Linked DNA regions of Homo sapiens: region 1 is linked to region 2. Evidence: chromatin loops called from intact Hi-C (ENCODE). Cell type or tissue: CD4-positive, alpha-beta T cell. All regions are shown on one strand. Each heading gives the region's core, and the rest is flanking DNA. Links, peaks and the distances in the headings are about the cores only.

What was found. A loop is a pair of places that touch in the nucleus more often than their neighbours do. Peaks named below come from ENCODE experiments on the same cell type or tissue, not always from the same donor. Only the 100,000 strongest peaks of a DNase experiment are listed, where the experiment ranks them.
Region 1: it touches region 2 in a loop (4-fold over the local background); 3 of 110 quality-filtered maps call a loop at or near these places.

Annotation. Positions count from the first base shown.
Region 1 is chr7:116,248,747-116,251,674 of GRCh38, forward strand. It overlaps TES (testin LIM domain protein), which reads left to right. Exons shown (of 7, transcript NM_015641.4): 3 at 274-526; 4 at 1,415-1,750. The region is part of intron 1 of LOC124901730 (a long non-coding RNA gene); the gene reads right to left. Among named protein-coding and RNA genes, the nearest start is that of TES, 40 kb to the left of the region's middle. In CD4-positive, alpha-beta T cell, for the core only: no CTCF peak of the experiment used is centred there; a DNase peak (open chromatin) is centred at 1,405.
Region 2 is chr7:116,303,688-116,306,615 of GRCh38, forward strand. All of the region lies in intron 3 of LOC105375463 (a long non-coding RNA gene), which reads left to right. Among named protein-coding and RNA genes, the nearest start is that of TES, 95 kb to the left of the region's middle. In CD4-positive, alpha-beta T cell, for the core only: no CTCF peak of the experiment used is centred there; no DNase peak of the experiment used is centred there.

The DNA.
Region 1 (2,928 bases), core at 288-2,787, 55 kb before region 2:
CAGTTTCTTTTGCTTTGTAGAAGCTCTTCAGTTTAATTGGGTCCCTCTTTCAATTTTTACAACCTAGCTTTTAAAAGCCTTATCAAGCAAAGTCGTGTTTTGTTTCCTTCTTGCTTAAATATATGGATACTTATTCTCCCTCCTAAAAAAGGACTTGCCTTTGCATACCATGATATAGAATAGGCCTAAAAGTATTTTATGAACTATAAATGTATGAACATAAATATCAATTAGGTACAATTAATCATTTTCTACTTATTTTCAAAATTATAGAAAAATATGTCGTAACTGCAAGTGTGGCCAAGAAGAGCATGATGTCCTCTTGAGCAATGAAGAGGATCGAAAAGTGGGAAAACTTTTTGAAGACACCAAGTATACCACTCTGATTGCAAAACTAAAGTCAGATGGAATTCCCATGTATAAACGCAATGTTATGATATTGACGAATCCAGTTGCTGCCAAGAAGAATGTCTCCATCAATACAGTTACCTATGAGTGGGCTCCTCCTGTCCAGAATCAAGCATTGGTAAATGATATGGAACAGAGAGTTTCTTTATTGAAGTTCCTGGAGTATTTATTTGGGGCAGTTTCTTTGATGACCTAATCAACTTCACACATCCCAGATCTGTTATTCTTCCGGGGTTCTCATTACTTTGACTTCTGATTCCTGTTCTAGTCTTTTGAATGTAAGACTAGATACTTCATAAAATTTTTCCAACTCCCTAGATATGTTTACCTTTTTGAGGGAATGGTCTAACGTTCTTAATAATTAGATGGAAATCAGATGTTTTATATCAATCTAGTAACTCTTCTAGCTTAGTCTTGAGAGGATTTATCTTAAGATGGTAAAGAAGAGAATTTTTGTCATAGTTTAGAACTGAAAAAAATATTCAACATTATCTTTGTGTTTTTTTCATTTCCTTTATTAATACTATATAAGACCAAAAAGATCACAGTTTTATATCAAGCTCCTTCCACTATTATAACAACCAAATGAAACATTTGGAAGTCTTTTAAGGTTAGTTAAATCATTAAAGTGAATTTTGCGATATCATTTTTTATGTAATAAAAATGTTCCTGGTCCTACAGACCATTCCAAACATGTCTGCCTAAAAGTTTATGTTTTCTTTCAATTGTACATTTGTTTATTTAGCTTAAGTAAACAGTAGTAACTCAGATCTTACAAACTGAAAAAATATATAATTTCATGGAGAGAAAGTGTTACTTTTTACCCAACTAAATCTATTTAGTGTACCGTTTTTGAGTTTTAACTTCTTAATATACTGTGAGGGTGAGTTGCTGCTATTGGATAGAACCCACTTCTTTCTTAAGTAACTTGCTTCTGATGTGTGTTATGAAACATCACACTGCCTAATGGCCAATCCCAGTTAACATTGGCCTCCTTGTGGTTCAGGCCAGGCAGTACATGCAGATGCTACCCAAGGAAAAGCAGCCAGTAGCAGGCTCAGAGGGGGCACAGTACCGGAAGAAGCAGCTGGCAAAGCAGCTCCCTGCACATGACCAGGACCCTTCAAAGTGCCATGAGTTGTCTCCCAGAGAGGTGAAGGAGATGGAGCAGTTTGTGAAGAAATATAAGAGCGAAGCTCTGGGAGTAGGAGATGTCAAACTTCCCTGTGAGATGGATGCCCAAGGCCCCAAACAAATGAACATTCCTGGAGGGGATAGAAGCACCCCAGCAGCAGTGGGGGCCATGGAGGACAAATCTGCTGAGCACAAAAGAACTCAATATGTAAGTAGAGTGGTCACACTGTTAGCCTGATTTGTATACTTTACAGAATTTTTTTCCCTTACTTTGAACTTTTTTGGGGACTATTCCTCTGAGTTTCCAAAAGGGAATAAGTATGGGGAATAAATAGGATTTAGATTCAGTTTAGACTTCCCACAGAGGGTCATCGTGTTTGAAACTTCTGTCTAAAGCCAAATTTTCTATGTATTTATTATCAAGGATAATTGTGGATAGTGAGTTTTATGTACAGACAGTAGTTGGTATTGGCATGCTGATCAAAGACAGCATTATTATTCTATAGTCTGTTTCTAATCATAATGTTGGTATTAATTGCTTATCTCTGCTGCCCATAAATAGGAATATATGCTTAGGTTAATTCAGTTTTGCTTGTGAGAACGTGCCTAAAATTCAAACTTAAATTTAATTTTTGTGGATATATAGTGAAGCTTTTTTTTAAGTCTCTTCTAAAGGGAGAAATTGAAGTATTTTGCTAATGACTTGATGGTAGGAGGCAATTATGACACAGATGAACAGACATAAGAACTAAACCTGCTGTAATATATTCCTCATAGCTCCAGTTAGCACACCAACCAATAAGGCTTAGTCCTGAAAAAAGAGCACTAATAAGCCCTGAGGTGATAGTTTTAGAGAATCTACTTAAAATTGACCTGAAAATTACTATTTTCCTTTTTCCATAAGTGACCTTAATTCAGGAAATAATGCCTGTTACACACAGGGTGAATGAAGTAGATTTGAATAGCCGGGAGAAAGCTGAGATTCCATTTCACAGAATTATTAATACGTTATTATCTACATCGACAAATTTGTAATTTCAGTAGAAATTATGTCTCTTCAAAGTTGTTTCTCTGAATTTCTACTGAAGTCAATGATAAGAAATGGCAGTCTTAGCTGGGCACAGTGGCTCACGCCTGTAATCCCAGCACTTTGGGAGGCTGAGGCGGGTGAATCACGAGGTCAGGAGATTGAGACCATCCTGGCTAACACGGTGAAACCCCGTCTCTACTAAAAATACAAAAAAATTAGCCGGGCGTGGTGGCAGGCGCCTGTAGTCCCAGCTACTCGGGAGGCTGAGGCAGGAGAACGGCGTGAACCCAGGAGGCGGAGCTTGCAATGAGCCGAGATAGCACCACTGGACTCCAGCCTGGGCGACAGAGTGAGAC
Region 2 (2,928 bases), core at 225-2,724:
TAAAGCTTTAGAATTTTGCATTTCCATTTTATCATATAATACTAAAAAAATTGACTTTCATTGCCACTAAAAATTTTATAGTAAAAAAGTTCTTACCCATTGACAAAGGTGCTAGATTATAAATGCTACTAATAAATAAAGAAATCATTGGGTCGACATCCATAAATCGTAAGCATTTATTAAATATAGGATACATTTCTGGTACTATATTACACACAAATATCACAAAGCATCTTGGAACTCAAGAAGGTAGAATGTAGTTACATTGTATCTGGTCTAATCAAAGAGATTCTAACAAATTACCAGATATGTTTACTTTCAATATTATCATAGTTGACTGCTTGAATAAATGACAGTTAACTTCTGTTGTATTTGCCAGTCTGTATATCCATAATAAAATACAAAATGCTAATAAAAATATTACATTGAATAGATAATATTGTCACTATTTCAAAACATGAGGAGCTGACAGTAAAAGACTTTGCTTACGGCCACTAGGCAAATAAATGTCAGAATCAGAATGTAATTCTGTTTCTAATGGGGCTACATATTTTATATCTTTCCATTCTTTCAAAATACCTCCTCCCTACCCATGTGGCAATTTAGAAAGGATTGCAAGAAAATACAATGGAGTGCTCCTCTCCACTTTATTTTTTTAAGTTTTAGAGCTGAAATAGTTAAGTTTCAAGAACTGTTAAATTTTCTAGCCCAGAGCATTGCATTGCTCATAAATATTAGAAATCAATTACTGTAAAATGGCCTATTACATGTATTTTAATTCATTTTTAAAAACAATTCAGATTTAGTCTTTTCTGGCCTTTTCCTGTTTTTAAGAAGTCTTGCAGAAAAAAATGTATTATTTATACTTTCTGAAATTTTTCCAGCTTAAGGTTTAACAAGTATTATTTGAAAGAGGCCAATACTCCTGAGTAGTTCAGATATTTGAGCTTTAACATTAATTATGCCCTTTAGTTGGATTGCTTCTATTTTAGGTTATAGTTGAAGTCGTAGACAATGGTATTGTTGATGGGGGCATAGGGTTGTTGGTTAGAGGAATAAGAAAAGGTAAAATGATTGAAAAACCGGTAATTTCAGAGCATAGACACTGTGAAAGAGCTGATACAGATGTCTGTCATCAGCCATAGGAGGCTGGGGGTCAGGAAGTATCAGGAAACAGGAAAGATGTAAAGAAATGACAGTGAAAGTGAACTTGATTATAAAAATAATATTGATAACACCATTATTAGAAATGTCACTACCAATAATGATTGGCATTTATAGTGTGCTTTACCAAGTGCCAGGCACTGATAAGCACTTTACATATGTTATTTCACTTAATCCTTACAGAAACCTTACAATATATTTTTATGCCCATTCTATAGATGAAGAAATGGTGGCTTAGAGATGTTGAGCAACTTGACCAGTTTACACATTAGTAAGTACTCTGATCCATCCAGAATAATTTTTAATATTTCTAGGAGGATCAGATCTCATATACAATGTGGAAATTCTCCAAGTTAATTCCATGAAATGTGGATTTATTTTGTGCTCAGAAATATAAGTAGAAACCTATAGCTAGATTTCCATTCCATGGCCGAAATTTTATTTTCTTCCAAGTGCCCTTCAAGAGGACTTAGAGCACAAAGGAAAAAATGATCTGTGAAAGTCAAGGAAAAGCTGACAATTGAAACCATGATTCCTAATCTAATGCCTTTCCATTGCTTTGCATTTCATATGAACATCTCTCTGTGTGTCTCTCTCTTCTCTCTGTCTCTCTCTCTCTCTCTCTCCCTTTCTCTCTCTTCTCCCTACACCCCTTCCTCTTATTTTTCCTTGCTTTGAAGATTAAGATTCTCCATCTCAGTCCCTCTGCTTCCCTCACTATTTTAGTTTTCATGTGGTTTGGGCCCACTATGGCTTTGATTTCAGCTTGGACTCTACATGACCTCATTGTGAGCTCATCACTGTTACCTGACATAGGTGTGTCAATGTCAAATTCCCAAGATCCTGCATTCCGATGAACCTGAATTGCATCACTTTTCCACTTCTGGTGCAATTGGTTGTTGTCATGGCCCCTATAATAATGGAGCTGCCTCCTTTGAGGGCTTGTAATTGGGATGTTTTTGCTAAGAAAAGAGCATGAACGGGGAAGAAATAATTTGTATTTTTAGAACAATAGCATTGAAGCAGTAGGTGGAGAAGCCAAACTTCTGAAAGGAGAGGAGCCTTTCAGTTAGGAAATAACCTGTGAGAACAGCCAGAATAGCAAAGGCTCTTCTCATCTTACGCTGTCTCATCTTTTTTTGTCTTCTGCTTTTTCTTTGCTTCATTTAATTACTAAAACTTTTATTTTTAACCTTCTCATTATTAAGGAATTTGTCAAGAGAAAGTAGATCTTTGTTTAATATCACTAGACTATGGGTAACTAAAAGGGAAGGACTCTTGTTATTTAACTCTGCGTCCTTAGCAACCAGCAAAGGGTCTGGGTTCTTGCACTTGTTTAATAAATATTTGCCGAAAGACTCAGACCTGGAGCAGACCACCCCAGGGAGGCAGATGTTGTGTTAGTAGAAGCAGACCATGATCAAGGGCAGAGGTGATTGGGCAATCAGGGCAGGCAGTGAAAGAGAATTTCAGAAGCTTACAAATCAACTGTAAATATGATGTTAGTATTTCTGAGCACATAATAGCCAGATGAAACTGGGAATAGACAGACTACTGTGCTTGGGGTGAAGCGTAAGCACTTAATAGAACAAAATTGTTCATTCCAGTACTACCAGCAATAGCTCAAAACTCAAAGGGCTTTGTGGTGCTTTAAACCTTTCTTTAAAACTCTGCAACTATGACTGATAGTAACACAGTATACCCTTTTCATTCAGGCAATTGGCTCACACCTTCGTCCTATCTTACTCCCACCACTGAGCATCT